Regions from separate parts of the Homo sapiens genome. Here region 1 is linked to region 2. Evidence: read pairs that join two places in POLR2A ChIA-PET (ENCODE). Cell type or tissue: PC-3. All regions are shown on one strand. Each heading gives the region's core, and the rest is flanking DNA. Links, peaks and the distances in the headings are about the cores only. Region 1 overlaps ABCC4 (ATP binding cassette subfamily C member 4 (PEL blood group)). Region 2 overlaps LOC101927284 (a long non-coding RNA gene).

What was found. Peaks named below come from ENCODE experiments on the same cell type or tissue, not always from the same donor. Only the 100,000 strongest peaks of a DNase experiment are listed, where the experiment ranks them.
Region 1: POLR2A ChIA-PET joins it to region 2 with 16 read pairs; 1 of 35 experiments calls an interaction of 5 or more read pairs at or near these places.

Annotation. Positions count from the first base shown.
Region 1 is chr13:95,113,903-95,118,300 of GRCh38, reverse strand. ABCC4 (ATP binding cassette subfamily C member 4 (PEL blood group)) reads left to right here. Exons shown (of 31, transcript NM_005845.5): 20 at 2,300-2,379. Among named protein-coding and RNA genes, the nearest start is that of SNORD13G, 94 kb to the left of the region's middle. In PC-3, for the core only: no CTCF peak of the experiment used is centred there; DNase peaks (open chromatin) are centred at 970 and 2,500; H3K4me3 peaks cover 1,364 bases; H3K27ac peaks cover 4,000 bases.
Region 2 is chr13:94,778,929-94,783,326 of GRCh38, reverse strand. The region is part of intron 2 of LOC101927284 (a long non-coding RNA gene); the gene reads right to left. Among named protein-coding and RNA genes, the nearest start is that of SOX21-AS1, 68 kb to the right of the region's middle. In PC-3, for the core only: no CTCF peak of the experiment used is centred there; no DNase peak of the experiment used is centred there; H3K27ac peaks cover 818 bases.

The sequences.
Region 1 (4,398 bases), core at 94-4,093, 340 kb before region 2:
AGCCTGGGCAACAGAGTGAGACTCCATCTCAAAAAAAAAAAAAAATTAAAACTTTTATTCTTTTTGCAAACACCAGTCTTTGAATTGTTTCTTAGAACAAGGAAGTAACTATTGAACCTTCTAATCTTACACTTTCTACACTGAGATCATTGTTGATAAGAGTTTTGATTTCAGCTGATCTTTGACATTCAGTTCAGTTATTGGCGTAGCTGTGTGAGGAGGTGGGCTTTCTCAGTTGTTTTTGTTTTCCTTGTATTTTATGCTGTTTTCCAACCATGGGTCTTTCAGATTTTAAGATGCTCCCAAATGGTCAAGATAAAGGGTTGGTTTTCACATACTAATGATTTATGTAGCCTTTTTATCTTTTTTTCTTCTTTTCTTTTTTGTAGAGATGAGGTCTCGCTATGTTGCTCAGGCTGGTCTTGAACTCTTGAGCTCAAGCAATGCTCCCACCTCTGCCTTCAGAAGTACTGGGATTATAGGTGTGAGCCCCATACCTGGCCTATCTTTTTTTTTTTTTTAATTTGAATATTGCTTTCAACTTTTTAAAAGCTGAACCATACTTGCAATGTTTCTGAATATTGCCTATGTTAACTTTTCCACTTAAGAAATAATTCATATTTTAATAATTATGTCTTAAATTTTTTAACTTATATTTTCCTTTTATTGGTATTGATACACTGAGATGAGAAAAAATAACAAGAAGGACGACAAACAAAATCCATAAGTATCTGTCGGAAAAATACTCATTTAATTTTAATGTTTCTTAAGTATAGCTGATAAAATAATAGCCTGACCTCTTGCCCTGCATAGCATGGTCTGGCAAACAGCAGAAGGGCCCCCGGAAGCTGGTTGGAAATTCAGGCTCCAGCTCCTCCCCAGGGCCACTGCATCAGGACCTGCATTTGAAAAGTTGAGCTTCCTCCCCGGTGGCATGCTGCAGAACCTGTGGGTCATAGTCATCATCGCACCTTTTTGGTTTTGGTTTTCTAGCAGCCATGAAAAAGTACCTGGCGTTGTGCCTGGGCTTTTTTTTTTTTTTTTTAACAGGCATGAGCCCGTTTAATCCCTAGGACAACCCTCTAGAGGAGGTGTTATTAGAGGCTCAGAAAAGTTGTCACTGGGCCTGCCAAAGGTGTCACTGAATGATGCTTTCTGGAGTCTGTGTGTCCGAAGCCTGAGACAAGAAAATTGAGGTGCAGCTCCAACTTGTACACACTGTGCTTCTTGGCCAGCTGGATGCCTCAGGAGAACTGCAGAGGCTGCATTAGCCCCAGCAGCGGGAGGCAGCTCCGTCTACAGCCTCTGACCATTCATGGTCCACTTGCAGCCTGGTATAAAGGCCCCAGGACGAAGTCAATCCTGACAAACCCTAGGAGGCCACACATCTCATCTGTAAGCAGGGCTTCCGGAAGCGTTGATTAGAAAAGAAGTTCAGAGGCCTAGACACACACACTTCTCAGGGGTCACCTGCATCCACGTAGGCTATGTGTGTATAGCTTCCATTTTTTTGAAGGAAATCATTTGAAAGAATAGATATTTATTAGAAACCAGGTTTGATCTGTTTGTGATGCCTTTATGACATACTGTTTTCTTGGATTCTACTTGACGGGAAATAAAGTCGATGCTAAGCAGTGATCTTCAGTCATTAAATAATATTTCTGTTTTCCTGCATAATTTCCTCTTGTGTTCTTAGATAAGACTAAGCCTGTTTTTGTCATACTGTTTGCACATCTGAAAATGACAACTTGTTTGCCAGTAGTAAACTCACAGCCTGGAAAATGATAGGATCCCAAGTTTCCCCAAAAATGTGAGGTACAGTCAAGCAGGCTGGGGAAAAAAAAATACAGAGGTTATCATTATGTTTATATAAAAAATATACCACTTAGCAAAAGAAATTCTGATAAAGCAAAATTAGTGAAATAATTAGGATCAATTTCTGTACGTTCATCTACCTACTTTGCACTTGGATGGAAGTCCTAGATTGGGTCTTAAAAGGAGGGAACATTCTAGAACCCACCAACCCTTCCTGATACTGTCACAAGATTTTTTTCCCTTAATTCTTTTAAAATCAGGGCCACATTTCAACTCCCTGCCCGCTGCCATTTGATGATATTTTTGTTTCTCTTTAGGTATCGTCCTATTTTCTTTTTCTTTACCACTGACATCGGCTTATTTCATATGAATAATATATTAAATACATATGCATTTAAAATATTGTTTTGATTTGTTTGCGAATTGTTTCTCTTAAAGGGTCTATCTGGGGAAATGAGTAATTTTTCATATCCTGTTCTTGCAGGAAGAATTTTAAATCGTTTCTCCAAAGACATTGGACACTTGGATGATTTGCTGCCGCTGACGTTTTTAGATTTCATCCAGGTAACGTTGAGAGTAATGTCAGGATCTCAAATGGAAAACGGAAGTTCCTATTTTTTCAAGCCCTTTTCATGGGGTCTGGGGGTGGGACTCTCGGCCTGGCTGTGTGTAATGTTAACTTAATAAAGGGCCATGTTTGTAAAAGAAAGGTGCGGTTATAACTCAGAGGCTAAGTTGGCATGAGTAATACCTTGTGTGTGGGAGTGGCTATACAGTCGCGTCAGGGTTAGTTTGAAGCAGCTTCGTGCTTGGTAAGTGGCTCTCCGTCTGCCTCTAGGTATCTGGCGTGGATTTTGCTTTACTGTGAACACATTTCATAATACAGAAACAATCACCTCTCACGGAAAGATAGCCTAGATTAACTAAATTATGCATTGTATTACCACAAAGGGCAAATACTTAGGCACTTTTTTTTTTTTTTTGGATAGAACCAGGTGTGGTTACTTACAAAGAAAAGATTAGTAATAATAAGGTGAAAATAATACTTTATTAACAAGGACAATAGAGAGCAGTTATTGCGGATACAAAGCCTTTAAAGGCAAGGATATCTAAGCCAATTTGAGTACAGGATCAAAGTCAACTCAGAAAATGTCTTTTTTGTTTTCACACGTTGATTGCTCTAAGTCTTAAGCTGTCTTTAAAAAAAAAAAACCAACAATCCTACAGAAATACCTTCTGTAAAACTTTTCTTTTGTTTGTGAACTTGAGGCTCTAAAAAATAATATTGGGTCATCTCTCATCTCCTTATTCAGTACTGTTGCTCATGTGGTTTGGTTTTATTTTATTTTTTCCTATTGTTTAATTTTGTCTACTTGTCAGTGGTTCAAGCTGGGGCACTTTTTTTTTCCCAAGTGTTTATTTTGGAAATGCATCTATTAAAAGCTATACATATTCCAAAATCTCAGCTGCTGTTGCTAACACTTTATGAAATTTGAACCTCTGTGACTTTTTCTAAGTGCCAACTTAGAATAGTTGTAATCATTAGCTGAATTTAAAGCCATTAAATAGAAATACTACAGTTGGGGTCTGCAATTTTGGCTTGATCCTGTGATCCCCCTACCCCTGCTTTTTTCTCAATGCTCAGATGCTTTAGATCTCCTCTGGAGCCACAGTTATAAAGGAAGCAAAATTACTTAATTTGGAAAATTAGCTATGTAAGAAAAATCAGTCATAGGCTTGAAATGCTTATAGGAATTCCTGTTTGTCACACAGCAAGGCAGCAAATGAGCATGTGACTGCAAACAGTATAGCCCATGGGCGAAGGCATCCACTGTTTATGGAGGTGAAGTAAGCTGAGACTCACAGGTGGATTATTTTTACTGCAAACAAGGACCTCTGATTTTTTTTTTTCTTTTGCAAACATTTTTAAAATGTGCCCTCCTGGGTTTAGCTATATTATTTATCCCTCAGAAGCCATCACTAAAACAGTTGCCCCGTTTACATAGAATGCAGATTATTGTCTGTACACGTTTTGACAGGGATTGTTAATTACTTCAAGAAGATTTTGTGAAAGTTTCTGTTTCTTTGCAACAGGAAGCTAGGCAAAGGTTGAGTTTCCGAAGCTGGCTGGCCCACTATGTGCTTAGCAGAGTGAGCGGTCGTAATTAGTATCCCTTATGTGCTTTGTCTCACATATGGAGGGAGAGGGATGGATGCTACTTGATGTCAATATAAAACATTTCTTAGAAGCATGAGGAGGGAAAATTCTAGTCTCGTTGTACTTCTATTTAACCAGAGAGACAAGGGCGTTTGTTATTATCCACTCACATAATCTTGGTAAACTTAATGTTGTGGAATCCTACTGGCCCCAATTAGCTGATTTCTTGAATCTACAGCGAAGGTTAAATCCTAATGTTATTGTCTCCAAGAAAGGAGTTTTATCTAAAGGATAACTTAGTTATCAATTATGATAAAGATCTATTGTCACTTGTTTTGTTTGCAGGTGTCTTTAATAAGGCTTCCCATAATCCCTTCAGGAAGAAATATTTTCTCCTTTTAAAAATAGTATTAGCTAAATATAAA
Region 2 (4,398 bases), core at 225-4,224:
TTAAGAATCTAATGAGATCGTAGACCCAATTGTCTTACATTTGGCAAATGGTGGCTGCTCAGTCATCTTTAACACCCTACATTGATTCTAGAATTGATGAGCAGGTAATGTGCTGGGGCAAGCAGAGAAAAGACCCCTTTCAGGTAGCCCTGAGAGCATACCCCCACTATGCCCAAGAGTAAGGCATGTTCTGGAATGAGAAAGGGTGCACCCCACATGCCTGGGAAAATTTGCTGAGGTTTGTCATTTTTAAAAAAGATAATTAGGAAAAACAAACTGAACTCCCAGAGGATGCTTATTAGATTGCTACGTTGTACTTATCTACAATATATGGTGCCTAACATCTGAGAAGCTGAAAGCTTTTAATGAGCATTAACTCGTTATTCCCTGTGGGATAGGTAGCAGGCAGTCATCAAGCCTACTTTATAGCTGAGGAAATTGAGGGACAGGGAGATCAAGTGACTGATTCAAGGTCAGTACCAAGCTGATTGCTAAAGGGACCAACAGTGGGCCCTGGAGAATTGAAAAGAAGGCCTTGAGTGTAGTTATTTAGCTGTCATCCTTATGTGTTCCCACCCCCATGGATTCAATCCTATAGGCAACCTGCTTCCAGGAACAAGAATAGGGTGCCTTAGAAGAGAAAATGAAAATAAAGAAACTACAATAAACAAATGTGGTATATCCATACAATGGAATATTATTCAATCATAAAAAGGAAAGAAGTACTAACGTGTTATGATGTGAATGAACCTAGAAAACATTATGCTGAATGAGAGAAGCCAGACACAAAAGACCATATATCATATGATTTCATTTATAAGAAACATCTAGAACATGTAAATCCACAGAGACAGAAAGCAGATTTGTGGTTGCCAGGGGCTAGAGTGGCTTAAAGAATGGAGTGTCATTGATTCATGGGAACTCTTTCCTTTTGGGGTGACTAAAGTGTTCTGGAACAACAAAGAGGTGATGCTTAGCGGGGCGTGGTGGCTCATGCCTGTGATCCCAGAACTTTGGGAGGCTGAGGTGGGCGGATCATCTGAGGTCAGGAGTTTGAGACCAGCCTGACCAACATGGTGAAATCCAATCTCTACTAAAAATACAAAAATTAGCCGGCATGGTGACACGCGCCTGTAATCTCAGCTACTAGGGAGGCTGAGACAGGAGATTTGCCTGAACCTGGGTGGTGGAGGTTGCAATAAGCCAAGATCACACCACTGCACTCCAGCCTGGGCGACAAGAGTGAAACTCCGTTTCCCAAAAAATAAAAATAAAAATAAAAGAGAGAGAGAAAGAAGTGCTGTTTGCATAACGTTGTGAATTTACTAAATGCCACACAATTAGGCACTTTAAAATGGTTAATTTTAGGTGAACAAAATTCTCTCTGCATCTCTCTGTGTCTGTCTGAATCTCCCTCTCTTTTCTCTTATAAAGATGCCAGTCATCAGAGAATACAATTCACAAAAAGTTAATAAAATAAATAAATAAATAATGTGAGCATTAAAAATGAATGTTAGTCACCACCTGGGGCCTGCAGACAGACATGTGAAAAACAAATTACCTGAACTTGTAGAGACCACACCTTCCACCCAGCTAATTCTAACTGCATGACTTTAGACTAATATCCAAGTCTCAGTTTTCTCAATTGCACAATGGGGGGTTAGATTAAATTGGTTTTCAAACAGGAGTATTTTTTTTTTTTTTAGAGACAAGATCTCACTCTGTTGCCCAGGCTGGAGCACAGTGGCACCATTATAGCTTACTGCGGCCTTGAACTCCTGGGCTCAAGTGATCTTCCCACCTCAGCCTCCCGAGTAGCTAGGACTAAAGGTGTGTGCCACCACGCCTCATTTTTTTGAAAATTTTTTGTAGAGATGGGGTCTTGCTATGCTGCCCAGGCTGGTTTCAAACTCTTGGCCTCAAATGATCCTCCCAGCTTGGTCTCCTAAAATGGTGGGATTACAGGTGTGAGCCTGGCCTCAAACTGCACTTTTTAAAGCTGCTAAATGTCTTTTAAGCAAAATCCTATGTAGAACCCTAATATATAAAAAAGATGAAAGCCAAGCTAATTGAGGGGATCTGTTTAACCAGCTCCGTACTTCCATCCCGGGTGGCCCCAAAGGCACCCTCTGAACTGTGATGCTCTTGAATAAGGTTGAAAATCCCAGAATAGATTATTTCTAATCTTATGAGCCTATCACCCTAAGGGAAGACCATTTTCCTACCACCATTTAAATGCAAAAGAGTAAAATGAGAAGCAAATATCAGTATCATGTATGTTGTTGTTGTTGATAAATATGTACCTTAATGAAAACTTAGAATAGTACAAAATTGAACATGACAGATGTAGCCAGATATGGGCTGACCAGAAGACCCACAGCAACTTTGGATGTGTTGGAGGTATGAGCAGGCCCCACTGCTTGTACCTCATCCAAAGTCTAAGCCCAACTTGACCTGATCCAGGTGGCCAAGAGCAGGTCATTGCCATTTGCCCAGGGTTCAAGATCCTTTTGGGCCACCAATGGGGAGAGCCAAAGACTTTCATGCAAGATTTGGATCAAGGAGATTGTGGCTTGATATGGGAAAAATTTACATAAGGATGAAAATTAGATGGGAAAAAAAAAACAAGAAGCCAAAGGACATTGACCTGGTCACATTGATTCCTCCAATTTCTTCTTATCTGTGGCATGTGTCAGAGTTCATTTTAGGTTGGGCGCGGTGGCTCGTGCCTGCAATCCTAGCACTTTGGGAGGAGGCCAAGGTGGGCAGATGGCCTGAGCTCAGGAGACCAGCCTGGGCAACATGGTAACACCCTGTCTTTACTAAAAATACAAAAAAACTAGCTAGGCATGGTGGCCTGTGCCTGTAGTCCCATAGTCCCAGCTACTTGGGAGGCTGAGGCACGAGAATTGCTTGAACCCCTGAGGCAGAGGTTTCAGTGAGCTGAGACCGCCCCACTTTACTCCAGCCTGGGCAACAGAGCAAGGCTCTGTCTCAAAAAAAAAAAAAGAGTTTATTTTAGAGTTACCACCCCCTACACAGACATTAAAACATCTTTATATAGATCCCACAGATTTTTCAGAACCTGCTTGATTATAGAAAAGCTCAACAACTTGACCACAACTTTATTTACACTTCCACTCATCAATGTTTGTGCCTGACTTTACATGCCAAGAAGGTATTCTCCTTTTCCTCCCTGCAAAGACTCAAGATCTGCCAGGAAGAAAAGGGGGGAGTGAAAGCAGCTGAAAGTTTCAGCAGAGCAGAGCTGGTTATCACTTACGTGTAAATAAATAAGGCATGAATCCAGAAATGAAGATCACTTTCATGCATTCTTGGATATAAAGGAATTGCTCTTAACTCTCACAGTGTCCAAATTTTGGAAATCTACACTGGGATGAGGGATTACTGAATAAATGTTCTAGGTGCTAGTCTGCACAGTCTTAGATGAAATTATCATAAGAAAAATCTTTTGAGAAAGTTTAATGGAAAAGATCATATATCGTTAAACACTGAAGGTCAGGAGTTATGGGTAGATCAAAGTACCCTAAGCCAGTGGTTTTCAAAGTGTGATCCCAGATGGGCATCACCTGGGAACCTGTTAGAAAAACAAATTCTCAGCCCCACCCTAGACCTACTGAATCAGAAAATCTGGGGGTGGGGTCCAGAAATTAGCATTTCAACAAACCCTCCAGGTGACTCCAATGCACATGACAGTTTGAGAACCACTTCGAAATCTTTTGTTCTAATTAATTCCCTAATTTTAGATGAGAAACTCAGGGTCCACAGTAAGTAAATGCCTTTCCCACTATCATCCTGCTGACTGTGTGAACTAAAAAAAGAGATGAAAATTTGTTTTACTAGCTATACTTTTAAAAATAAGACAGATTTCTTTTCCCCAAAGATTAGAAGAGAATTGATGATTCTGGTTTGTATTAGGTTCTCTAGGAGGACAGGACTAATAGGATAGATGTATATACGAAGGGGCATTTATTAGGAGAATTGACTCACACCATCACAAGGGGAGGTCCCTAAATAGGCCGTCTGCAAGCTGAGGAGCCAGAAAGCCAATCCAAGTCCCAAAACCTCAAAATTAGGCAAGTGAATAGTACAGACTTTAGTCTGTGGCTGAAGTCCCGAGAGCCCCTGGCAAATCACTGGTGAAAGTTCAAGAGTCCAAAACCTGAAGAATTTGGAGTCCGATGTATGAGGGCAGGAAGCATCCAGCATGGGAGAAAGATGTAGGCCAGGAGACTTAGCCAGTCTAGTCTTTCCACGTTCTTCTGATTGCTTTTAGTCTGGCTGTGCTGGGAGCTGATTAGATTGTGCCCACCCAGATTGAGGGTGGGTCTGCCTTCCCCAGTCCACTGATTCAGATGTTGATCTCCTTTGGCAACA